Linked DNA regions of Homo sapiens: regions 1, 2, 3, 4, 6 and 7 are each linked to region 5. The links are chromatin contacts, found by Hi-C or POLR2A ChIA-PET in ENCODE. All regions are on one chromosome and are shown on one strand. Each heading gives the region's core, a stretch centred on a gene start or an enhancer-like site at or near the end of the contact. The rest is flanking DNA. Distances are from core to core; before and after follow the strand shown. Region 1 holds the start of H3C4 (H3 clustered histone 4). Region 2 holds the start of H4C1 (H4 clustered histone 1). Region 3 holds the start of H2BC6-AS1 (H2BC6 antisense RNA 1). Region 4 holds the start of H1-4 (H1.4 linker histone, cluster member). Region 5 holds the start of LINC01623 (long intergenic non-protein coding RNA 1623). Region 6 holds the start of H1-2 (H1.2 linker histone, cluster member). Region 7 holds the start of H2BC4 (H2B clustered histone 4).

What was found. Hi-C counts contacts between places; a loop is a spot of excess contacts on that map. ChIA-PET counts read pairs that join two places held with the same protein, here RNA polymerase II (POLR2A). Pooled maps may share reads with other maps.
Region 1: a loop to region 5 is called in a pooled map, with 7 times the contacts of the local background. The contact joins the promoter of H3C4 here to the promoter of LINC01623 in region 5. A Hi-C loop is called at or near these places in 5 of 50 pooled maps. POLR2A ChIA-PET finds 5 or more read pairs at or near these places in 11 of 52 experiments (CD4-positive, alpha-beta T cell, CD8-positive, alpha-beta T cell, Caco-2 and 8 more).
Region 2: a loop to region 5 is called in a map of CD8-positive, alpha-beta T cell, with 3 times the contacts of the local background. The contact joins the promoter of H4C1 here to the promoter of LINC01623 in region 5. A Hi-C loop is called at or near these places in 3 of 168 maps with a recorded cell type or tissue (CD8-positive, alpha-beta T cell, OCI-LY7 and Ramos) and 10 of 50 pooled maps. POLR2A ChIA-PET finds 5 or more read pairs at or near these places in 8 of 52 experiments (CD4-positive, alpha-beta T cell, CD4-positive, alpha-beta memory T cell, H1 and 5 more).
Region 3: a pooled map shows a loop between it and region 5 (2.0-fold over the local background). The contact joins the promoter of H2BC6-AS1 here to the promoter of LINC01623 in region 5. A Hi-C loop is called at or near these places in 1 of 50 pooled maps. POLR2A ChIA-PET finds 5 or more read pairs at or near these places in 5 of 52 experiments (H1, K562, OCI-LY7 and 2 more).
Region 4: a pooled map shows a loop between it and region 5 (26-fold over the local background). The contact joins the promoter of H1-4 here to the promoter of LINC01623 in region 5. A Hi-C loop is called at or near these places in 6 of 50 pooled maps. POLR2A ChIA-PET finds 5 or more read pairs at or near these places in 10 of 52 experiments (CD4-positive, alpha-beta T cell, CD4-positive, alpha-beta memory T cell, HEK293T and 7 more).
Region 6: a pooled map shows a loop between it and region 5 (9-fold over the local background). The contact joins the promoter of H1-2 here to the promoter of LINC01623 in region 5. A Hi-C loop is called at or near these places in 1 of 168 maps with a recorded cell type or tissue (OCI-LY7), 1 of 37 single-sample maps with no recorded cell type and 4 of 50 pooled maps. POLR2A ChIA-PET finds 5 or more read pairs at or near these places in 9 of 52 experiments (CD4-positive, alpha-beta T cell, CD4-positive, alpha-beta memory T cell, HEK293T and 6 more).
Region 7: a loop to region 5 is called in a map of CD4-positive, alpha-beta memory T cell, with 6 times the contacts of the local background. The contact joins the promoter of H2BC4 here to the promoter of LINC01623 in region 5. A Hi-C loop is called at or near these places in 2 of 168 maps with a recorded cell type or tissue (CD4-positive, alpha-beta memory T cell and naive thymus-derived CD4-positive, alpha-beta T cell) and 8 of 50 pooled maps. POLR2A ChIA-PET finds 5 or more read pairs at or near these places in 8 of 52 experiments (CD4-positive, alpha-beta T cell, CD4-positive, alpha-beta memory T cell, HepG2 and 5 more).

What each region holds. Positions count from the first base shown.
Region 1 is chr6:26,195,682-26,198,981 of GRCh38, forward strand. H3C4 (H3 clustered histone 4) reads right to left here and starts at 1,605. Exons shown (of 1, transcript NM_001376937.1): 1 at 1,103-1,605. The coding sequence starts at 1,569. The coding sequence ends at 1,159. It overlaps H2AC7 (H2A clustered histone 7), which reads right to left. Exons shown (of 1, transcript NM_021065.3): 1 at 3,103-3,300. The coding sequence ends at 3,170. It also overlaps the pseudogene H1-12P. RefSeq lists enhancers at 732-1,333, 846-955, 1,334-1,934, 2,677-2,736, 2,767-2,826 and 4 more.
Region 2 is chr6:26,020,067-26,023,122 of GRCh38, forward strand. H4C1 (H4 clustered histone 1) reads left to right here and starts at 1,583. Exons shown (of 1, transcript NM_003538.4): 1 at 1,583-1,984. The coding sequence starts at 1,613. The coding sequence ends at 1,924. It overlaps H3C1 (H3 clustered histone 1), which reads left to right and starts at 385. Exons shown (of 1, transcript NM_003529.3): 1 at 385-892. The coding sequence starts at 424. The coding sequence ends at 834. RefSeq lists enhancers at 1-713, 714-1,530, 1,048-1,147, 1,178-1,227, 1,531-2,346 and 2 more.
Region 3 is chr6:26,171,454-26,174,542 of GRCh38, forward strand. H2BC6-AS1 (H2BC6 antisense RNA 1) reads right to left here and starts at 1,320. Exons shown (of 3, transcript NR_186648.1): 1 at 582-1,320. RefSeq lists an enhancer at 394-1,286.
Region 4 is chr6:26,154,433-26,157,627 of GRCh38, forward strand. It overlaps H1-4 (H1.4 linker histone, cluster member), which reads left to right and starts at 1,897. Exons shown (of 1, transcript NM_005321.3): 1 at 1,897-2,683. The coding sequence starts at 1,959. The coding sequence ends at 2,618. RefSeq lists enhancers at 1,625-2,376, 1,901-2,060, 2,321-2,400, 3,130-3,195 and a silencer at 2,691-2,740.
Region 5 is chr6:28,861,917-28,865,028 of GRCh38, forward strand. It overlaps LINC01623 (long intergenic non-protein coding RNA 1623), which reads right to left and starts at 1,761. Exons shown (of 2, transcript NR_033379.1): 1 at 1,368-1,761; 2 at 1-99. It overlaps TRA-AGC2-2 (tRNA-Ala (anticodon AGC) 2-2), which reads right to left and starts at 1,840; the gene lies at 1,769-1,840. It also overlaps the pseudogene RPL13P.
Region 6 is chr6:26,055,193-26,058,144 of GRCh38, forward strand. It overlaps H1-2 (H1.2 linker histone, cluster member), which reads right to left and starts at 1,278. Exons shown (of 1, transcript NM_005319.4): 1 at 548-1,278. The coding sequence starts at 1,236. The coding sequence ends at 595. RefSeq lists enhancers at 1-380, 791-840, 931-1,330 and a silencer at 231-300.
Region 7 is chr6:26,122,455-26,125,823 of GRCh38, forward strand. H2BC4 (H2B clustered histone 4) reads right to left here and starts at 1,472. Exons shown (of 1, transcript NM_003526.3): 1 at 1,013-1,472. The coding sequence starts at 1,450. The coding sequence ends at 1,070. H2AC6 (H2A clustered histone 6) reads left to right here and starts at 1,718. Exons shown (of 1, transcript NM_003512.4): 1 at 1,718-2,236. The coding sequence starts at 1,779. The coding sequence ends at 2,171. RefSeq lists enhancers at 1-263, 264-949, 397-1,596, 645-1,384, 1,628-2,827 and 4 more and a silencer at 1,256-1,621.

The DNA.
Region 1 (3,300 bases), core at 355-2,854, 2.7 Mb before region 5:
CGGTATGTGAGTTCATCACTAATGACTTAGCCGTCTCCAAGAAGCGCAGCGGCCTTCTCTGTGGCCGCGCTCAAGTAGGTGTTGGCGGCTACGATATGAAGATCGGCCCTTGCCGGTCGCGGTGGCCTACGTTTGTAATCTCAGCATTTTGTGAGGCCAAGGCGGGAGAATCTCTTAAGCTAAGGAGTTGTTTTTGGTGGTTTTGTTTGTCCTTGGGGATTTTTTTTTTTTTTTTGAAGGAGTCTAGCTCTGCTGCCCAGGCTGGAGTGCAGTGGTGTGATCTCGGTTCACTGCAACTTCCGCCTCCCGGGTTCAAGCCCTTCTCCTGCCTCAGCTTTCCATGTAGCTGGGACTGCAGGCGTGTGCCACCACACCCGGCTAATTTTTGTATTCTCAGTAGAGACGAAGTTTCAATGTGTTGGGCAGGCTGGTCTCGAACTCTTGGCATCACGTGATCCGCCCGCCTTGGCATCCTAAAGTGCTGTGATTACAGGCCTGAGCCACCTCGCCTGGCCAAGCTAAGGAGTTTTGAGGCCAGCCTGGGTAACACAGTGAGACCTCGTCCCTAAAAATAAATACAAATTTTTAAAAATTATTTGAATAAAGTTGGGCCTTGAAAACAAACGAGGGCATCTTCGTGCTAAGGAGTGCAGCGCCTCAGGTTCATTCCCGCCAAACCAGGCAGTGTTAGGAAAATCAAGACCGAGGCCAGAAAAGCCGCTGCAGTCATGCCCAAGACAGCTGTCCTGGCAGCCGAGAGGCCCAAGAAAGCTTGGGGCGTCCTTATTCCGAAAAAGAGTACTAAGCGGACCCCAAAAGCTTTTGCTGGTGGAGGCTGCTGGAGAAGGTTGGTTGGTCAAAGGTGGCCAAGAAAGTTCCCAAGCCGGAGGCATCCAAGCCTAAGAAAGCGGCCCCCAAAACAAGGAGATATAAGAGTACCTTAAAGGCTGTTTTAAGAACTCCCCAATTATAATAAAGCTTTTTGCACCAATTCCGTGAGGGGAGGGGGAACGGATAGAGGCAAGAATGCTTACTTACCTTGAGTGAACAGAGGTTCCAGTTTACGGACAGCAACAGTAAACAGCAACTTTTATAGAAAAGGTGGTTGGCTCTGAAAAGAGCCTTTGGGTTTTGGTTAGCACACATTCACAAGACAATTTACGCCCTCTCCCCACGAATGCGGCGAGCAAGCTGGATGTCCTTGGGCATGATAGTCACTCGCTTGGCGTGAATGGCGCATAGGTTGGTGTCCTCAAACAGCCCCACCAGGTAGGCCTCGCAGGCCTCCTGCAGCGCCATCACCGCCGAGCTCTGAAAACGCAGATCAGTCTTGAAGTCCTGCGCGATCTCACGGACTAGACGCTGGAATGGCAGTTTGCGAATCAGCAGCTCGGTCGACTTCTGGTAGCGGCGGATCTCGCGCAGAGCCACCGTGCCGGGCCGGTAACGGTGGGGCTTCTTCACGCCGCCGGTGGCTGGAGCGCTCTTTCGAGCAGCCTTGGTGGCCAGCTGCTTGCGTGGCGCTTTCCCACCCGTGGACTTGCGAGCAGTCTGCTTGGTACGAGCCATTGCGAACTTCTAAACCCTGCTAAATGACGAAAAAACGAAAGTCTAGCCTTTCGTACCCGTATATATAAAGACACCCCTGTTCTGATTGGACAAGGCAGCCTTTCCCCTGCAGCTCGATTGGTGGAGACGCCCACTCCCTGACAGAACATCTCCTGCATGTAGACCAAATATTAAAACTTTCCTCCGTCCATCTTTAACTGCTGGTGTTTTCAACCCTTTCCCCTCTGTGCCATGTTTCTAGCTTTTATTTAAAACGTACTTTGGTTTTCCTTGGCAAAATTGTGTCTAGCTACTAGGATGACGTGTCTTAATTTTTTTTTAAATGTTGGCGCTGAAACTGGCTTTGATCAACGTTTTAAAAAGACGCGCGCTAGTTGTGATTGGCCAAGTGATTTCTTTTTACCCTCTTAAGTTTAGAAAGGTTAATTTCATATCTTGATTTGTCTATTTAAACTTGGAGATATTTTCAATAATTTGTTCCAAATGCACCATGACTATTAACTCATAAGTAACAATATGAAACCTGATGTTAAGCTACATGAACACATTTAATTTCACCACAATATGTCATCCTCATATGAAAGCACTCTTATCTTTTACAAGTTCAACTGGTATTTGTGTAATCTGCTGTAAAAAAAAAAAAAAAAAAAAGCCAAATTTATAAATGGCACAAAAAGACCAGTGTGCCCTTTTAGTCATGCTGAACACTGTGCTAAGAAGCTCCACCTAAGGGCCGTCTGGCTCCAGGGGATGTAGGTTTGTATTCCTATTGATAATTAATTAGGGTTAGCTCAGTAGAGTTGAAAGTGGCTTGCAAAAACAAACCCAAAAAATACTTACAAATTACAGGTTATTTCGTATCATTAAGATGCATACAAAAGACAATAAAACATTTGTTCTGGTTCTGTTGCTTTAAGTCACTAACTATATTTTTATGTAAATGTAAACACTGACAAACATTAACTTCTCTCCTGTATGTCTCAGGCCTTTTAACAGCTTTGCAATCCTAACGAGCCGCTGCATTGATCGATTTAAATTACATGTGACATAAAGTCTCTTTGCATTTTAATTAGTTTGCTTTTTTGGGTTTTTGTTTGTTTTGAGACAGTCTCGCTCTGTCGCCGAAACTGGAGTGCAGTGGCGCGATCTCGACTCACTGCAACCTCCGCCTCCGGGGTTCAACATTTTCTCCTGCCTCAACCTCTTAAATAGCTGAAATTACAGGCGCGCGCCACCACGCCCGACAAATTTTTTTATTTTTAGTAAAGACGGGGCTTCACACCATGTTGGTCAGGCTGTCCTGGAACTCCTGACCCTGTGATCCGCCCACCTTGGCCTTCCAAAGTCCTGGGATTACAGGCGTAAGGAACCGCGCCCCGCCAATTTGCTTATGTATTTTTATGGCATCTTTAAAATGGACGGTTAGTTTCACGATTCAGTGTTAAGAACACCCACTTATAAATGGAAAAATTATTAAAGAAAACTGCAAAATAGCTATTTACACAGAAAATGTGAGCCCTTTTAAGGAATACATGGGTGGCTCTGAAAAGAGCCTTTGTTAAGACTGCTTCCTTAAAAAGCCAATATAAGAGTTCTCGTTTTACTTGCCCTTGGCCTTGTGGTGACTCTCAGTCTTCTTGGGGAGCAGTACAGCCTGGATGTTGGGCAGAACACCGCCCTGAGCAATTGTGACTTTACCCAGCAACTTGTTTAGCTCCTCGTCGTTGCGGA
Region 2 (3,056 bases), core at 333-2,832, 2.8 Mb before region 5:
TATGGAAAATAAACACAGCCTTCAGGTTATGAAAACCAGATGTAGAAGAGGACAAGTTTAAAAAATTAAAGTCCAAGCCGGCGCAGTGGGGCTCCCCTGTAATCCCAGCTACTCTGGATGCTGAGGCGGGAAGATCCTTTGAGCCCAAGTTTAAGACCAGCTTGGGGAACAAAGCAAAAGTAAAATAAAATAATAGTAGTAATAAAATACCACTTAAATAATCATCTGTAGAGTTGGAATAGAATATAGTAGCCGGTGAAACTGCACGATTGTTGCTGGCTTAAAGATAGACCAATCAGAGTGTGTAACGTCATATTTAGCGTCTTCTATCATCCAATCACTGCACTTTACACACTATAAATAGAGCAGCTCATGGGCGTATTTGCGCTAGTGTTGGGTGTTCCGCTGTGCTGTTTTTCCGTCATGGCTCGCACTAAGCAAACTGCTCGGAAGTCTACTGGTGGCAAGGCGCCACGCAAACAGTTGGCCACTAAGGCAGCCCGCAAAAGCGCTCCGGCCACCGGCGGCGTGAAAAAGCCCCACCGCTACCGGCCGGGCACCGTGGCTCTGCGCGAGATCCGCCGTTATCAGAAGTCCACTGAACTGCTTATTCGTAAACTACCTTTCCAGCGCCTGGTGCGCGAGATTGCGCAGGACTTTAAAACAGACCTGCGTTTCCAGAGCTCCGCTGTGATGGCTCTGCAGGAGGCGTGCGAGGCCTACTTGGTAGGGCTATTTGAGGACACTAACCTGTGCGCCATCCACGCCAAGCGCGTCACTATCATGCCCAAGGACATCCAGCTCGCCCGCCGCATCCGCGGAGAGAGGGCGTGATTACTGTGGTCTCTCTGACGGTCCAAGCAAAGGCTCTTTTCAGAGCCACCACCTTTTCAAGTAAAGTAGCTGTAAGAAACCAATTTAAGACAAAAGGGAATGCATTGGGAGCACTTTTCGTTTTAATGCTACTGAAGGCTTCAAAACCAATCGATTTCGGCCGGTCGCGGTGACTCACGCCTGTAATTCAAGCACTTTGAGAGGCTGAGGCGGGCGGATTACCAGAAATCAGGAGTTCGGGATCAGCCTGGCCAACATGGCCGAATCCCGTCTCTACGAAAAATACAAAAACACGCCGGGCGCGACGGCGAGCGCTTGTAATCCCAGCTACACTCTGAAGGCTGAGGCAGGAGAAACACTTGAACCTGAGAGGCAGAGGTTTCAGTGAATCGAGATGGCTCTAATGTACTCCAGTCTGGGCGACAGAGAGATTCGGTTAAAAAAAAAGTTCGACTTAAAATAATTCTGGAGTCAGAATGGGTTTACATTTAATTCTTAACCCAGTTCCTCAAAGCCTGTAGCTCTGTTAAGAAAATAAAGGCCATTGGTCAAGCCTGCTTGGTCCCACCCTCATCTCCCCACCCTCCCCCAATCGCTGCTCCCGCCATTTCCTGGGGCTTGGAGGAGGGGTTAAAGGAGCGGACTGTAGGCGTCACATTTCCCGCCTGCGCGCTTTTCAGTCTCAGTGTCCGCTGGAGGTGGGGGCAGGGGTAACGTAGATATATAAAGATCGGTTTCCTATTCTCTCACTTGCTCTTGGTTCACTTCTTGGGAAGTCATGTCTGGACGTGGTAAGGGCGGGAAGGGTTTGGGTAAGGGGGGTGCCAAGCGCCACCGCAAGGTGTTGCGTGACAACATCCAGGGCATCACCAAGCCGGCCATCCGGCGTCTGGCCCGGCGTGGCGGTGTGAAGCGGATCTCTGGTCTGATCTACGAGGAGACTCGCGGGGTGCTCAAGGTGTTTTTGGAGAACGTGATCCGTGACGCTGTCACCTATACGGAGCACGCCAAGCGCAAGACAGTCACTGCCATGGACGTGGTCTACGCGCTTAAGCGCCAGGGACGCACCCTTTATGGCTTTGGCGGTTAAGGTTGCTGATTTCTCCACAGCTTGCATTTCTGAACCAAAGGCCCTTTTCAGGGCCGCCCAACTAAACAAAAGAAGAGCTGTATCCATTAAGTCAAGAAGCTCAATGTGTAATTAAGATGAATGATACTGAGCTGACATCCTAAAAAGGAAAGATTAGGGGAACTCCAAGTTTGCCCTCCACTCACTACATATGGGTAGGGGAGCAACGATATTCCAACTCTGAAGAAAGAGTGGAAAAAAAGTAGTGTTAAAAATTTGTATTAGTTTCCAAGGGACAAAGAAGCGCTGCCCAATCAATGAGGGCCATTCGTAGCTGTCAACCAATCAGAACTGATGAGCTAATATTTCCTGAGGCAAGCCAGGGAGCCGGAGGGGAAGCTAAGAAGCTTATTGAGAAAAAACAAAAACCCTGTTTTAGGAAAAAAAAAAACCATCTTTTAGCGATTATGAAATAAAATCACAGAGACATTTAAGTATCCCTCAATCATGTACTGAGAGCAATACTAAATTTATCGCCACCAATACAGTTTTACTCTATTAAAAAGACCCTGAAAATTGAAACCCTATTCAGACTCCTGGAATACCCAGGACACTAAATTCAGGGGAGATTAAAATCTGTTTTAGAGAGAAAAGGCACCTTTTTCAGTGTTACCGCGGCCTTCAGCAGTTAACCTTTTTTTTTCCCCCTTTACGCAGAAATGGAAATTTGGGTGATAGAAATATTCCGAAATTAAATTGTGATGATGGTTGTACAACTAAGAAAACACGGTAAAATTCATTGAACTGTACCTAAAGTGGGCAAATTTTGTGGTACATTAAATATCAATAAAGCTGATTATATACATACACATATATTTTTATATATGCAGAGAGAGAAATGATGCAAGCAGGGTGGTAGGACATGAGGTTGGTAGCATAGGCAATGTTGGTCTGTGAAGGGCCACCTGTGCTAAACCTGGAAGCCTGGGGTTTGTCCAGTCAAGCCATGGTAGCCATAGTTTTAAAGGATGTTCCTGATGCAGTTATGTGTTCCAGTTAAGTACATCTAGCTTCAGAACTCAGCTGGAAAAGGGATGTGAACTTCAGGTTAGCTGATAGGGAAATATCTTACTCTCATCTGAGTAAATATTCA
Region 3 (3,089 bases), core at 70-2,569, 2.7 Mb before region 5:
GGATAAGGCCTAAGCACTGATGTGGCTTTGGTAATGAACCTGAAGTTAAAAACTGGTTAGCTTATGCTAAGCTGCCATTTGAAAGGTCTCCTCCAGCATCTGAATTAAGGGAAACAATGTTTTGAAGCAGTCACAAAACTTTTCTGATGCATTAGATCTGAGGTAGGACCTGATAATTTGTACTTCTAAATTATGCAGGTGATGCTGATGCTGCTGGTCCGGAGACCACTTTGGAGAGTTTTACTTTAAAGGAAATGAAACTGCCCTAAAATGCTAATACTAAATAGCCACACAAAGCCGGAAAAAAGCAAAGAATTTCAAACCGAAGATGAGAGGTCCTGAAAAATAACAGCGGTCATCCTACTCCCGGTGCGGCTATGCGGCCATGAAAAGGAGTCTTGGGGCCGGTCGTGCCCCTCCACGCAGGCTCCCTCATAGGGTCATCCCATCAACCCTCGCCAAAAACGCCGGCCCCCTCATAGGGCCGTCCGGCCACGCCCCTCCGTGCCCTAACCACAGAGCCACACGTTACGCCGCCGCCCCGTTACGCCCATCCGGCTCCCGCATAGGGCGTCACGTACGTTTAACGTCGGCCCGGCGCGCGCGTCCGGGAGGTTGCCCGTAGGCCGCTAACTGGTGGTTCCCAGTCCCCGCCGACTCGGCCTCTTTCTTCTGCGGCCACCAGATCGCGGGATATCGGAGACTTCGAACAATCCGCTGGAGTCCTTTACAGTTTAAAAACAGAGGACCGGCCGGGCGCGGTGGCTCACGCCTGTAATCCCAGCACTTTGGGAGGCCGAGGCGGGCGGATCACGAGTTCAGGAGATAGAGACCATCCTGGCTAACACCGTGAGACCCCGTCCCTATCAAAAGTACAAAAAAATTAGCCGGGTGTGGTGGCACGCGCCTGTAGTCCCAGCTACTCAGGAGGCTGAGGCAGAAGAATCGCTAGAACCAGGGAGGCGGAGGTTGCAGTGACCGAGATCGCGCCGCTGCACTCCAGCCTAGGCGACAGAGCGAGACTGCGTCTCAAAACAAAAAAAACGGAGGATCGAAAATTTTGAAGACTGAGAGCAAGGCAACAATCTTCCCTTGACCTTTTTGCTCCTCTCACAAGGGTTTTTCAGACGGCTGAAACCAACGAAAAGAGTGAGGAAGCAGGCAGAAAATTTCAGCTTTAGTCTCTCAGCATCCTCCTGCTTTCTTCTCGGGGAGCTGGCACTTCCCCCTTCTCTAGTAGCTGTAAATACGCCTCCCAACTCCAAGGAGACCTTTCTTGCATCTCCCTTACTGTTCTCACGCCTGTAGGGCTCTTCGTGTGAGGATTCAGTGTATGTATGTATGTATATGAATGTGTGCGAATAATTATTTCCTAATTGAGTTTTTTTTTAAAAAAATCATCTTCCGGTACACGCAGTGCCGTACTCCATTAAACAGCAGGCACGGTGTCTAGGGTCCGCAGTTCTTTTGGAGGCTCATGAAAATATTTTAATTTCTTCTAAAGTCAGAAGGAAAAAAATGAACATTTAAGTCGAAGAAGATGTTACATATTAATCTTCATATGACTTTAATTTTTTTTTTTTTTTTTTTGAAACGGAGTCTCGCTCTGTCCCCCAGGCTGGAGTACAGTGGCGCAGTCTCGGCTCACTGCAAGCTCTGCCTCCCGGGTTCACGCCATTCTCCTGCCTCAGCTTCCCGAGTAGCTGGGACTACAGTCACCACGCCCGACTAAGTTTTTTTGTATTTTTTAGTAGAGACGGGGTTTCACCGTGTTAGCCAGGATGGTCTCGATCTCCTGACCTCGTGATCCGCCCGCCTCGGCCTCCCAAAGTGCTGGGATTACAGGCGTGAGCCACAACGCCTGGCCTATGCCCACTAATTCCAATTCTTATTTGATCTAATTGTTTATAGATTCTTGTGAACTTTTACCTTGACAATTATGTTATTTTCAAAGATAATCATCTTTTCCTATTGAATCCTTGCTCTTCTGACTGCCTGTTCCTATCTCATGGTATTGGCCAAACCCTGTGATGCCGTGTTGAATAGGAGTACTTTCTCACCACACTTGTCTTCCTTCCGCCTCTATGGGAATCCTTCCAAAACGGCACCATTAAGTGTTATACTCGCTGTAGCTCCTCCTTATGAAGTTCTCTTCTCATTGTAGTCTGTTAAGTGTTTATGATTAAAGAGTGTTATATTTTGTTAAATGCTTTCGCAGTATCTTTGGAGATGATCATGTTTTTTCTTTATTAATCTCTTTTTTATTTTATTTATTTTATTTTATTTTATTTTATTTTTTATTATTTTAGTTTTTATTTTGAGATGGAATCTCACTCTGTCTCCCAGGCTGGAGTGCAGTGCCCTGATCTAAGCTCATTACAACCTCTACCTCCCAGGTTCAAGCGATTCTTCTGCCTCACTTTCCCAAGTAACAGGGACTACAGGTGCGTGCCACCACATCTGGCTAAGTTTTGTATTATCAGAAGAAGATAGGCCGCCATTGGCCAGGCTGGCCTTGAACTCCTGACATTAAGTGATCCACCTGCCTCAGCCTCCTAAAGTGCTAGGAATACAGGCGTGAGCCACTGCTCTGGGCCTTCCTTTATTAATTTCTTAAACTGGCAGATTTAGAATACTAAACTTCCTTCTATTCTTAGAATAAACCCTATATAATCAGCTATTTATTTAAATAACATGGTCTCTGCAATTTCTCCTGGTTTCCATTTTTTCTCATAATAGGCATTTTTTTCTAAAAAACAAAAATGAATGTTCATTAGTGAGACAAAACTATAATTTTGTTTTTTTCTTCTTTCTCTCTTCCTTCCTTTTTAAAATTTGTATTCTCCAGTTTTGCTAATAATGTTATACAATTTTACAAGAAAAAAGTGAGTAGGAGAGCTGTTTTTCTATAGTAACAGATTCTGTGAAATAGGTATCATGCCAAGTGAGGTGGCACGTCCCTGTAGTCCCAGCTACTCAGGAGGTGAAGCAGAAGGACCACTTGAGCCCAGGAATTGGAGACTGTAGTGTGCTGCCATCATGCCTGTGTATAGCTTCTGCGCTACAGCCTAGGCAACGTAGCGAGAACC
Region 4 (3,195 bases), core at 647-3,146, 2.7 Mb before region 5:
GTTTTGATACATTTCACTCGTGTTATATCAAAATTCTATATTCTCCTTATTTCAGTAGCAGAATTTGTGTCTGGAGATTTTGGGCAATGAAATTAAAATTTAAAATGATATCCAACGCCATATTACAATCAACCACGTCCACAGAACAGTATCATATCACCTTATAGCACTGGGCAAAATTTTATTTTGTTTCCATGATAAGTGGCTTGTAGTTCCACCCATACTGTTCCAGCCATATCGTTTTTCAGAAAAAATTCTTTTTTTTTTTTTTTTTGAGACGGAGTCTTGCTCTTTCGCCTAGGCCTGACTGCAGTGGCACTATCTAGGCTCACTGCAAGCTCCGCCTCCCGGGTTCACGCCATTCTCCTGCCTCAGTCTCCCGAGTAGCTGGGACTGCAGGCGCCCGCCACCGCACCCGGCTAATTTTTTGTACTTTTAGTAGATACAGGGTTTCACCGTGTTAGCCAGGATGGTCTTGATCTCCTGACCTCGTGATCCGCCCGTCTCGGCCTCCCAAAGTGCTGGGATTACAGGCGTGAGCCACCGCGCCCGGACCAGAAATAATTCTTTTGGTTGGGCTTTCATTGCCAGCTTACATACACTCTTCTTGATTGGGCAACTACCTAAAGAAATTCACTCAGACATTGTTCAAAGGATGTTTTCAGAGGGCAATGATTTATAATAGCTTAGATAGACTCTCAAAGCTCTACTTCTGAGATCGAAATTTGAACTTGTCGTTTAATCACTACATGTCACTTATTTTTCTTTCTATTGAGCTCTGGGAAGCATTGGAATACAATCTTCAGGGGGATTGAAACCATACGTGGTGAGTGGACTAGTCATTCCTCAACTATTCAGTAATAATAGGGGCTGGGTTTCACTAATAATGGGAGTAGATGTTTCAATCTACGTTTCTTATTTATTTTGCCTTATCATCAATGCTTGAATTTCAGCTCTAAGCTACTTTATTGCAATTTGGTTCTGAAGCATATGCCAAAAGCACTCAGCAAGGCTGCAGACAAATGCTTTAAAGTAAAGTGCACCTCCACTTCCAGTGACTTTATGAACATCACATTTGAAAATTAATCCTTTTTCATCTCTGTACCCTGAGTACATTTTGGACTTCCCTTCGTTCCCAAATACCCTGAATTCAAGGTATCTCAATCCATGGAGCAATTGTCCAGAGGAAGAGAGAAGCAACAGCCCCGCCCCCAACCCTTGGGAGCAGAAAGGGAAAGAATTATCCAAAGAATTGTTTAAAAACTCAGATGTAGCGGACAGATGTAAAACCATGGCTGTATAGATTGATGTCCCAGGGGTCCAAAACTTAATCTCAAATGGGCAATAATTTGTTTGGCATTAAACTAAACCAGTTTGATGAACTCAAATGCCCTCGGCTCAATAGGCAGGACTCTCCGAGGAGCCTGTGTTACTTCCCTCACTTAAGTGCAGATTTGTAATAAAAATCTTAATGCCAGTGGCATGCTTTTTGGATATATAAGAAGCTAACCACTTGGAGTATCATATTTGAGAGGTCAGAAAAGTCCACAGTTAAAGATCGGTTTATAATTTACGAAGAAAATAGAAAGTTTTGTTTCTCTGAGTTGAAATTTGCCAAGCACGGCGGGAAATATTGCAAGTTTTTGGCACAAGGCTTTGTGCTTCCCTTATAATTTGAGATCTGCGTGAAGCCTGAGGGTTCGGGGATCATTATCTGAGAAAAACCGGGCAGTTCGGTGTAGACAATTTTTATATTTTTGGCTTTTTTTGAGGTGTAACAAACACAACTCGGGATCCGAGAGGACACTCTGCGGCTGCCAGCGAGGCGGGCTGGACAGCGCACCAATCACGGCGCAGCTCCGCCCTATATAAACGGGCGGGCGCAGCGCCGCGGCTCGAGTCCCGGCCAGTGCCTCTGCTTCCGGCTCGAATTGCTCTCGCTCACGCTTGCCTTCAACATGTCCGAGACTGCGCCTGCCGCGCCCGCTGCTCCGGCCCCTGCCGAGAAGACTCCCGTGAAGAAGAAGGCCCGCAAGTCTGCAGGTGCGGCCAAGCGCAAAGCGTCTGGGCCCCCGGTGTCCGAGCTCATTACTAAAGCTGTTGCCGCCTCCAAGGAGCGCAGCGGCGTATCTTTGGCCGCTCTCAAGAAAGCGCTGGCAGCCGCTGGCTATGACGTGGAGAAGAACAACAGCCGCATCAAGCTGGGTCTCAAGAGCCTGGTGAGCAAGGGCACCCTGGTGCAGACCAAGGGCACCGGCGCGTCGGGTTCCTTCAAACTCAACAAGAAGGCGGCCTCTGGGGAAGCCAAGCCTAAGGCTAAAAAGGCAGGCGCGGCCAAGGCCAAGAAGCCAGCAGGAGCGGCGAAGAAGCCCAAGAAGGCGACGGGGGCGGCCACCCCCAAGAAGAGCGCCAAGAAGACCCCAAAGAAGGCGAAGAAGCCGGCTGCAGCTGCTGGAGCCAAAAAAGCGAAAAGCCCGAAAAAGGCGAAAGCAGCCAAGCCAAAAAAGGCGCCCAAGAGCCCAGCGAAGGCCAAAGCAGTTAAACCCAAGGCGGCTAAACCAAAGACCGCCAAGCCCAAGGCAGCCAAGCCAAAGAAGGCGGCAGCCAAGAAAAAGTAGAAAGTTCCTTTGGCCAACTGCTTAGAAGCCCAACACAACCCAAAGGCTCTTTTCAGAGCCACCCACCGCTCTCAGTAAAAGAGCTGTTGCACTATTAGGGGGCGTGGCTCGGGAAAACGCTGCTAAGCAGGGGCGGGTCTCCCGGGAACAAAGTCGGGGAGAGGAGTGGGATTTTGTGTGTCTCCGGAGCTATTTTTGACTAAGGCGTCGCGTCGCCCAAGCCGGAGTGCAGTGGCGTCATCTCGATTTTGCGTTCTCGAGTGTCGGAGTTGAACCCATTTGGGCCTCCCTTGTGCTTTGCACTTTTAGCAGGCCCTGGCCTCCAGATAGCATGGGAAAAAAAATGTTGGGATTTTCCCGGGTTTCTAAGCTGGGTTTTTCCGAGTTCCAAACACGGCACAGTGTATCAGTTTCTGTGCTGGTTACAAGCCTACTGGTTATCCCTATCGAGTATGGCAGGCAGTGAGGGACTTCAGAGGAGTACGTCTTAGGACAAGTGGCATAGTACTGACATTATTTCCGAAGGGCTACATTTCAAGTGCTTGGGGAGACTACTGCCACATAACTGAAAATTAGA
Region 5 (3,112 bases), core at 511-3,010:
GAGGAATTGCAAAGCTTTCGCTAGTCTCCGCATGGCCGGTGCCAATGCTTGGCGGCAATGCTCGGCTCTTCGGCATATGGGCAAAAAGAGCCAAGGAAGCTGAAAAACAGGATGTGTGAAAGCAAAAATAAAGCCCTCTTGGGGACTTGTAATAAATACGTTTTAAAAGAAATCTATAAAGTTTAAACTGATTCTTCCTCTGACAGAGAAAGGCAGTTTCTTAACAGATAGAAAACACGTGAAACTGGTGGTCGGTCACTTCCCAATAAGATCTCAGGAGTGGGGAGAAATAACACAAGATTTAGGAACTATGCCAACGTTTACGACCCCAGGTCTAGAGGTCAAGCCGTGCACTTGGTCTCTCAAGTCGCCTGCTTGGCCCTCTTCCAAGTGTACTTTCCTTCATTAGTGCTCTAAATATTTTCAATAATTTTTCACCCCTGCTCTAAGACTTGCCTCGGTCTCTCCTTCGGCATTATGCTCCTCAATCGAATTCTTTCCTTCTCCTGAGGAGGCAAGAATTAATGTTGCTGCAGACTCCTTACAGATAACTGCCACCGCTAATATGTTGAGATGTTCACACATGCATGTGTGAGGCCCTTCAAAATGTGAGCTGCGGTTAGAATTGGGAAGAGAAGGGAGTGGGGATATGTATCTTTGTTTTCTGATTGCCTTCCATATCTTTTAAAACTAGCTAAGTGCTGCTTCAAGTCAGCCAGATACGAAGGCTTCAATTTATTTAACACAATAAAGAACTTCTATTTGGATCCAAAGCTTACATTATGCTTTAATAAAAGTTACCCTAATAAAGTCAGAAACAATAACAATGAGTCAAAGAAATGCATACAAAGTAGGCCAGGCGTGGTGGCTCACGCCTGGAATCCCGGCACTTTAGGAGGCAGAGGCGGGTGGATCGTGGATCACTTGAGTTCAGGAGTTCGAGACCAGCCTGGCCAACATGGTGAAACCCCCGTTTCCACTAAAAAAAAAAAAATTAGCCGGGCATGGTGGTGCATCATGCCTGTAATTCCAGCTACTCGGGAGGCTAAGGCAGGAGAATCACTTGCATCTGGGAGGCACAGCTTGCACGTGAACCGAGATGGTGCCATTGCACTCTGCACTCCAGCCTGGGAGACAGAGTGAGACTCTTGTCTCCAAAAAAAAAAAAAAAAAAAGCCTACAAAAAGCTTACAAAGTCTAAAATCGGACGAACAAGAGGACACCTGATGGGGGAAAAGAAAAGAGATTGCGATGGGAAGAGAGTGGTGGGGAAATCCGTGGGACAGTTTTCCTATTTTCTGGGTCTGTCCCTTGACCAAGGAACAGCTCAAAAAAGAAAGGATCTAAAATAAATTGTAAAAAATTACCTGTGGTTTCGCATTTGTTTTCTGTCTTTTTCTTTCTTGCTTGATCTTCGATAATACTGGGAAATGTAACCAATGTGATTGGGCTTGTTAATTTGGTGCCTTGCTTGTTTTTCGGGTTTTGGAATTCTGCCAGTCTGTGCTTCCGCGGCCTCTTTCATTTTGTCTTTCATCTCTTGACACAGCCACCCAGGGTGGTGTCAAAGCCTTAGAGCAGAAATGCATCAATATTGAAAGCAAAACGGAGCTTGTTTTCCTTGGTTTCCATGTGAATTTGAAGAATTGAGAGAGAATGAAAGTGCCACAAAAACAAAAGAAAAAAAATTGAGGCGAGTCGTGGACATGATAGACATGATTTTGCAAACAAGGCACATCTAGGAGAAAAGGCGGGAGAAAAATGAAGCTGGAGGTGCCGGGGATTGAACCCGGGGCCTCGTGCATGCTAAGCACGCGCTCTACCACTGAGCTACACCCCCCAACGCTCAACGTGGGCCAAAATATTTCTATGACCTGTTACTATTATCGGTCGTGCCAAGAAGCATATTTTGTCGAACTTAATTTTGAATTCGCTATACTGGATATTGTTTCCTGACTGCGCTGAGAGAAGGAAAACTGAATGTTATATCGAAAGTCCCGTGCTGGGCCTGGGATCTCCCGCTGCAGGTCACCCTCTCGGACGGCCGCTCGACAACCACCTATCGGGGTTTATAAGGGAGCCGTCCTGCCTGGCCGCCCCCCAGAGAAAGGTCTGTGATGGGGTGATTCTGCTTGGAAAGGTTGCCAGGAAACCGCGAGCATAACGCAGAAAGATAAAACGAAAGCCCTAAACGCCGCCGTGGGAATTTAAGTCCAAGGGGCAGAGAAAACAGGAGGGGAATTGCAGATCGGCTTGTCCCGGTCGTAGTTACTGCCCCTGCAGGTTCCCGCGCCCAGCCTCGGGATGGAGAACCTGGCACGCTACGTTTCGCGGGCTCTGAGACTCGGGTGGTGAGAGTCGCCGAGATGCGCACTGGGAAGAGAAAAGAGCCAGGACGCACCTGCATTTATGGCGCCATCGCCCGGGCGGAATCCTCCACGGAATAAAAAGTATGCAGAAGCAAGGCGATTTATGACTGCATAAACCCTCCGTGCTCCTGGAGAGTTCTTAGACCTCTCCACTCCTTGGCACAACTGACCTCTCCACTCTTCGACAAACTGGCAAGCGCTTGCCGCCGTTCGCCAAACCTTGGTACGACAGTCAATCCAGAAATGAGCTTCTGGAACAAATCCTAAATCCTTTTTTGTCTGTCTTCTTCTGATTCGCTCTCATCCTTAAGGGACCTGTTTCTCCTTCAAAACCTGAAAACATCTAACCTATAGTACCAACCCCAGATCCAGGCCTGGCCTTCCTGACCAGTCAAAGCCAGTTGGACTGTGCGCCTAGAAGTGGACAGACATGCGAAATGCCATACTGTATACGTACAATGCATAGGCCAAAGGCGACCCTATGACCCAGAGATTAGAAAGACTCGGACGTCTTTTGACTGGGTTCAGGTCACACTACTCCCAAAATACGACACCTCGGCATTTGAGAAAACAGCAGAAGCAGAAACGTTTTTCTCTGGGCCCTTGTTCCGTGAAGCGGGCCATGAAAGCTACCTGATCTTCCAATTAAAGTAGGTGATAAGACCGTCAATTCAGAGGGGAGAAAATGTACTTGGAGGAAATAAACGAAGACACAGAGATGCCAAAGAGAACCTGAATAAACA
Region 6 (2,952 bases), core at 28-2,527, 2.8 Mb before region 5:
CCCAGGGCTGGATGTTGCCACTACCTCCAGGAGACATCAACTTGACTACCAACAACATGGAAAGCGTCCGAAATCCCAGACATTAATATAAAGAGAAAAGAGGCAAAACTTTTAAGTCACAGTAAAGCAAAAAACACAGAATAAGCAACGTCTTCCACCATCCAATTAAATACAGAATGAAAGTCATGTACTAGAAGAACGGACCAACCCGGGAGCAGGGCGGGACTTTTGAAAATTTTTTAGTCCAATCCGGACATCCCTTTAGACTAAGAAACTGGCTCTTGTTTTGCGGTCTTTTCTGCCGTTCACAGGCCTGGGGCGGGACTGCCATCCCAAAACCATCCGCCAGCGAGAAAAGCCTCCGGTCAGGGACCTAGAAGCCGCAATAAAGGTTTAAATGCTGTAACCTCACCACGGCCACTCTCCAACCCCGTCACCCAATTCGTCTGATACCTCAGTAACTCCCATACGACTAACCTTAAGTAACAGGGCAGAACAAGAAAAGGCAGATAGTAAAGAAATTATCCAGCTCTTTTATTGAGATCAGTGGTGGCTCTGAAAAGAGCCTTTTGGGTTTTAGAAGTAGGCGTTCGCCTATTTCTTCTTGGGCGCCGCCTTCTTAGGCTTGACAACCTTGGGCTTAGCGGCCTTGGGCTTCACAGCCTTAGCAGCACTTTTGGCAGCTTTCTTGGGCTTCGCAACCTTGGCCTTCTTTGGGCTCTTAGCCACTTTCTTGGTTACAGTGGCCGCGGCCGGCTTCTTCGCTTTCTTCGGTGTTTTCTTAGCGCTCTTCTTCGGAGTTGCGCCGCCAGCCGCCTTCTTGGGCTTCTTGGCTGCCCCAACTGGCTTCTTAGGTTTGGTTCCGCCCGCCTTTTTAACCTTGGGCTTGGCTTCCCCGGAGGCTGCCTTCTTGTTGAGTTTAAAGGAGCCAGAAGCACCGGTGCCTTTCGTTTGCACCAGAGTGCCCTTGCTCACCAGGCTCTTGAGACCAAGTTTGATACGGCTGTTGTTTTTCTCCACATCATAGCCGGCGGCAGCCAACGCTTTTTTCAGAGCAGCCAGAGAAACTCCGCTACGCTCTTTAGAGGCGGCCACAGCCTTGGTGATGAGCTCTGACACCGGGGGACCAGACGCCTTACGAGGCGTACCCCCAGCCTTTTTGGCCGCCTTCTTCTTTACAGGGGCCTTCTCCGCAGGAGGCGCGGCAGCGGGAGCGGCAGGAGCAGTCTCGGACATGTTGAGAATCAAAAACTCGGGTACAAGTGGCAAAGCGCCGATGAAGCAGCGCCTGGGCAGGGCCGCTGTATATATAGAGCGCAGGCGCGCTCTGATTGGTGCTCTGGTCGCCCGCCTGGCTGGCAGGCTCTGAGCCGCTGCGCTGCTCCCAAGTTGTGTTTGTTCCACCTCACAAAAGGGGAAAAATATTAAAATTCCCCGCACCAAATCACTTGGGTTTGGTCAGGAAAGGATCTCAGAAGCCTCGGGCTTCATGCTCTTCATTTATTTTTTCCACAAACACAAAAACAACGCGTCCAGGCGTCCCCAATTCCCCCAACTCCGAAGGAAGTCTGGGGCAGTCAGAGACCACTTTCTGTTTTTCTTATAAATTACCTGTTCGCTCCTTTGCCCCTGAAGGTTCTTTTTCCCAGGGGTGGTTGGGCACATGCTTCCCTTATTTTTGAAGAAAAAAGCGAAATGGTTTCCACCTAAATTTTCATGATAATTCTGTTTCTTCACAAGGGAAGTAACACAGGTCCTCTGTGAATTCTTCGTGCAGTCGCACAGGAACTGTGGACTGGGACAAGGATTCCACGGCCAGTCCAAAGCAATTAGGGCGGGATGGGAGGGGGTTCATGAGCCTTGCTAGGGTCCGGGGTGGTGGGGGGCTACAGACTTAAATCTTTGATTTGAAGACATTGAAACTATCAAATCCCTCTTTTCATAGATGGGGGTGGGGCATCCTTTTCACTTCTCTACAGGCGAGAAATTGGGCTCTTTTTAAAGAGCTCTGAGGTCCCCCTCTGAGTTGTGTAAGGCAGGAGGTCTGGCCCTCAAGATAGAGATCATAAAGGAACAAGGGAGAGCCCTTAAGCCTGCAAAAAAGCCAATAGATTTGGCAGTTAGAGGCACTGAGATAATATGTTTTCAAAGAAAACAAGCATTTTTTATTTATTTATTTTTGTACGCTGCAATATAGAAATGAATTTCAGCCCATGAAAATTGTAGGTTACTTTCAGTAACCATACCTTACGCAAGTTACCATATAGGACAATCTCCAGTTGGGAACTCAAATATATCTTTTGAGTTGCAAATAAAGCAACTGACTTTAATAAAACACACTCTTGACTTTTAAGATGAACAATGTATTTGAAATTTATTTTTTTAAATAGCAAAATTTAACACAGAAAGACAAGAAAAGTACCAGAACATGTAATTTATTATAAGATCTGTTGTTGATGAGCTGAAAAATCACCTCTTCTCATCCCCTCTGAAACTATTCTGTTCTAAAGTTTGCTACTTTAAGGTTCACTACTTCTTATTTTACTCTCCGACCCCAAGTAATTGCTATTTTTTTCTTGAGATTAAAGGCAAAGTAAATTGTCTGCCCATATATTTGATATAATTATAGATTCATATTTAGGGACAAAGGTAATATTACAACTCCCCAACAATTTCTGCTCAAATATATGTTTTCATGAAAATATGTGTTAAAGAGAACAGCCTTAGATTGTGGGAAAGTCAAAAGGGAACCTACAAATAAGAGTTCAATGACAAATGAAAAGTGAAACATCTTTTAGACTAAGGGTGACCCCATTGTTTTATTAAATAACATTTGTCCAACATTTGTAAACATTGTCTGCTTGTGTGCTTATGTCCTCTGGGAATTAACAGTCTAATGAGATTAGTGATGGATGAATTAGCAGTGGTGGAAAAACACTTAGACCGGCTATT
Region 7 (3,369 bases), core at 222-2,721, 2.7 Mb before region 5:
ACCTGGAAAAGACCATGAGTAAAATACTTAAGGGAATGTGGAATTTCCCAGGCCACAAAGCGGCCTGCAGTTGTCTAGGAAGGGAGAGTCCTCTAGGAGATACAGTGTATGTGCTAAGTTTAATGACGTCTCCTCTTCATTCTCCCCCACCCAGCGCCTAGTCCTTACTGGCCTTCAGTTCAGTGTTCGAAGGCTTGTCAATTTACCCAGCAGTTAAGAGTTGGCTTCTCCTAAAGCAACTTTCAAACTTGTCTGCATGTTACAAGCCCCCTACGGAGATTTTAAGTTTCAATCAGGCAACACACCATTTATGGCTGACTGAGCACTGGGATTCAAGCAAAATTTGATTTGATTTGAATCTTGAATAAACCAGTTGAATAGAATAAGATGTATGAAGCAACATCTGGCGCAGTGCTTACATCTTTAGTTCTGTACTGCCTTAGTGTTGTTATCAAAACTGACGCATATTAGGTTAAAAGACTATTACCGGGGCAGTTGGAAACCCAGGAGACACACCCTTCAGTATACTACGAAGGTGTGCGCCACGAAAACAGAGGGGGAGTCCTTCCTTAGGCAGTTACTGCCCAGGTTCCCACTCCGGTCCGCTATGTAAATCAGAGTCTCAAAACAGCTTTCCCTCGATTGGTTAATATTTAAAATGACAGGACAGCCTATTGGCTAGAAGCTGGTGGCGAAATTATGACATTACGGCAACCGTTGATCCTGGCGACGTAGACAGGGACAGACAGCTGGGTCTGAAACCTAAGCGAGCCTGCGGTTTCTTCCGGGAACGCCGAGTTAGCAAAATGGCCGCTTGTCTCCATTTTAAATTTAAGCACAACGAATTGACCCCAAAGCCATTTTTAATGGCTGGCTTCTTTCGGGTTCAGGACCCTTTGTCCCTCTCTAAGCTGCAACACTTGTCCCCACCCCTCTCCAGTTCCTATATTCTAATACCCCTCCGCCGCCAAATAAAATTTGGCGTCTGGCCACAGCTCTTTTAGTGGGTATCTGGGTGGCTCTTAAAAGAGCCTTTGGGGTTAGGTGTTAAGACGCTTACTTGGAATGTTTACTTGGAGCTGGTGTACTTGGTGACGGCCTTGGTGCCCTCCGACACGGCGTGCTTGGCCAGCTCTCCGGGAAGCAGCAGGCGCACGGCCGTCTGGATCTCCCTGGAGGTGATGGTCGAGCGCTTGTTGTAATGCGCCAGGCGGGAAGCCTCGCCCGCGATGCGCTCAAATATGTCGTTAACGAAAGAATTCATGATGCCCATGGCCTTGGAAGAGATGCCAGTGTCGGGATGGACCTGTTTCAGCACCTTGTACACGTACACAGAGTAACTCTCCTTGCGGCTGCGCTTGCGCTTCTTGCCATCTTTCTTCTGCGCTTTGGTCACTGCCTTCTTGGAGCCCTTCTTCGGGGCGGGAGCAGACTTGGCTGGCTCAGGCATCTTAAAACACCAGAAATGTGTCGAAAGTAAAGAGCGGATTTCTGCTACTTATAGGGCTTTTATGCTAATGAGGGATGGAGAGTACCTCTTAGTTAATTGGAAGACAAACTGCACAGTTGTCATCCGTGGGCAGAGCTATGCAAATGAGGTATGAAAGTACAGCTTTTCTATTGGCTATCTGACTAGCATTTGCTACCGACCAATCAAAAAGTCGGATTTACTCCCCAGGAACTACCTATAAAAGCGGCCATGTTTTACATATTTCTTGATTTTGTTTGTTTTCTCGTGAGCTTAGGCCGCTGGTTTTGGTGATTTTTGTCTGATTGCAATGTCTGGACGTGGTAAGCAAGGAGGCAAAGCTCGCGCCAAAGCGAAATCCCGCTCTTCTCGCGCTGGTCTCCAGTTCCCGGTGGGCCGAGTGCACCGCCTGCTCCGTAAAGGCAACTACGCAGAGCGGGTTGGGGCAGGCGCGCCGGTGTACCTGGCGGCGGTGTTAGAGTACCTGACCGCCGAGATCCTGGAGCTGGCCGGCAACGCGGCTCGCGACAACAAGAAGACTCGCATCATCCCGCGCCACTTGCAGCTGGCCATCCGCAACGACGAGGAGCTCAACAAACTGCTAGGCCGGGTGACCATTGCTCAGGGCGGCGTCCTTCCTAACATCCAGGCCGTGCTTCTGCCTAAGAAGACCGAGAGTCACCACAAGGCCAAGGGCAAGTGATTTGACAGGTATCTGAGCTCCCGGAAACGCTATCAAACCCAAAGGCTCTTTTCAGAGCCCCCCTACCGTTTCAAAGGAAGAGCTAACCTCACTGCTTGTAGGTAGAAGGAAAAAAGGCACTAAGGTAAGTTAATTTTATGCCAACCTTGAGCAAAGCGTATTACTGCTTTTCGGTTTTTGGGGAGCGCTGTTACTAAAGGTTGGTCTGTTTGTATGTAATAGTAGGTCAGTTACGTACTATCATACTCTAAAGAAATATTCTAGTTAATGCTTTGTAAGATCGACCATAGTTAGTGCCTAACAGTTTACATGCAGGGATGCCTCGTGATCTAAACACTTCGTTGTGATTACTTTAAAAATGTAAATTGAAGGCAAAACTCTAACGTGTTGGTAACCTTGTTTGGTCCTCCGACTAGTCCCCCGTCTATTTTTTTCTCAATTTAGGCTGTAGGCAGCCTCACTTTCCTAATTCTGTGAGAGTTATAGGTCCCATTCCTGCTAAAGTGCAGAGTATATTACCTAAAAGTTAACCAGGGAGTTGAAAGGTGTCTGTAAAACAGACTAATGTCCCTAATGTAGAACGGTGCCTGACATGCAACTTACTCTTGTATTTTAAGAAGCTCAAGCGTCTAGGTTGCCATTACAGGCAGAAAAGGAAATAGAGTGGGGCCTGTGGCCACTCAAAAACCTTTGCTTTCTGCTCACCCCTCTAATCCTACCACTTTGGGAGGCCGAGGGGGCTGATCACCTGAGGTCACGACTTCGACACTAACCTGGCCAACATGGTGAAACACCTCTCTACTAAATAAAAATAATAAATAAAAAAATAAGTTGGGCGTGGTGGCACATACCTTGTAATCCCAGCTACTCTTGAAGCTGACGCAGGAGAGTCGCTTGAGCCTGGGAGGCGGAGGTTGTAGTAAGCCGAGATCGTGCCACTGCCCTCCAGCCTGGGCAACAGTGAGACACGGTCCCCCAAAAAAACCTTTGCTTCTAGGGATCTGGTAACAGCTGCCCCACCCACAAGAAATGGAGATCTGGGACCATGGACAAATTTCTAGAGACCTATTTTCCTGGATTCTGTGAATCTCGCCGAGGTTTTCTTCCGGATCTCGGTTTCTGCATTTTTTTGTTTGTTTGCTTGCTTTTTTGAAACGGAGTTTTGCTCCTGTTGCCCAAGCTGGAATGCAGTGGCGCG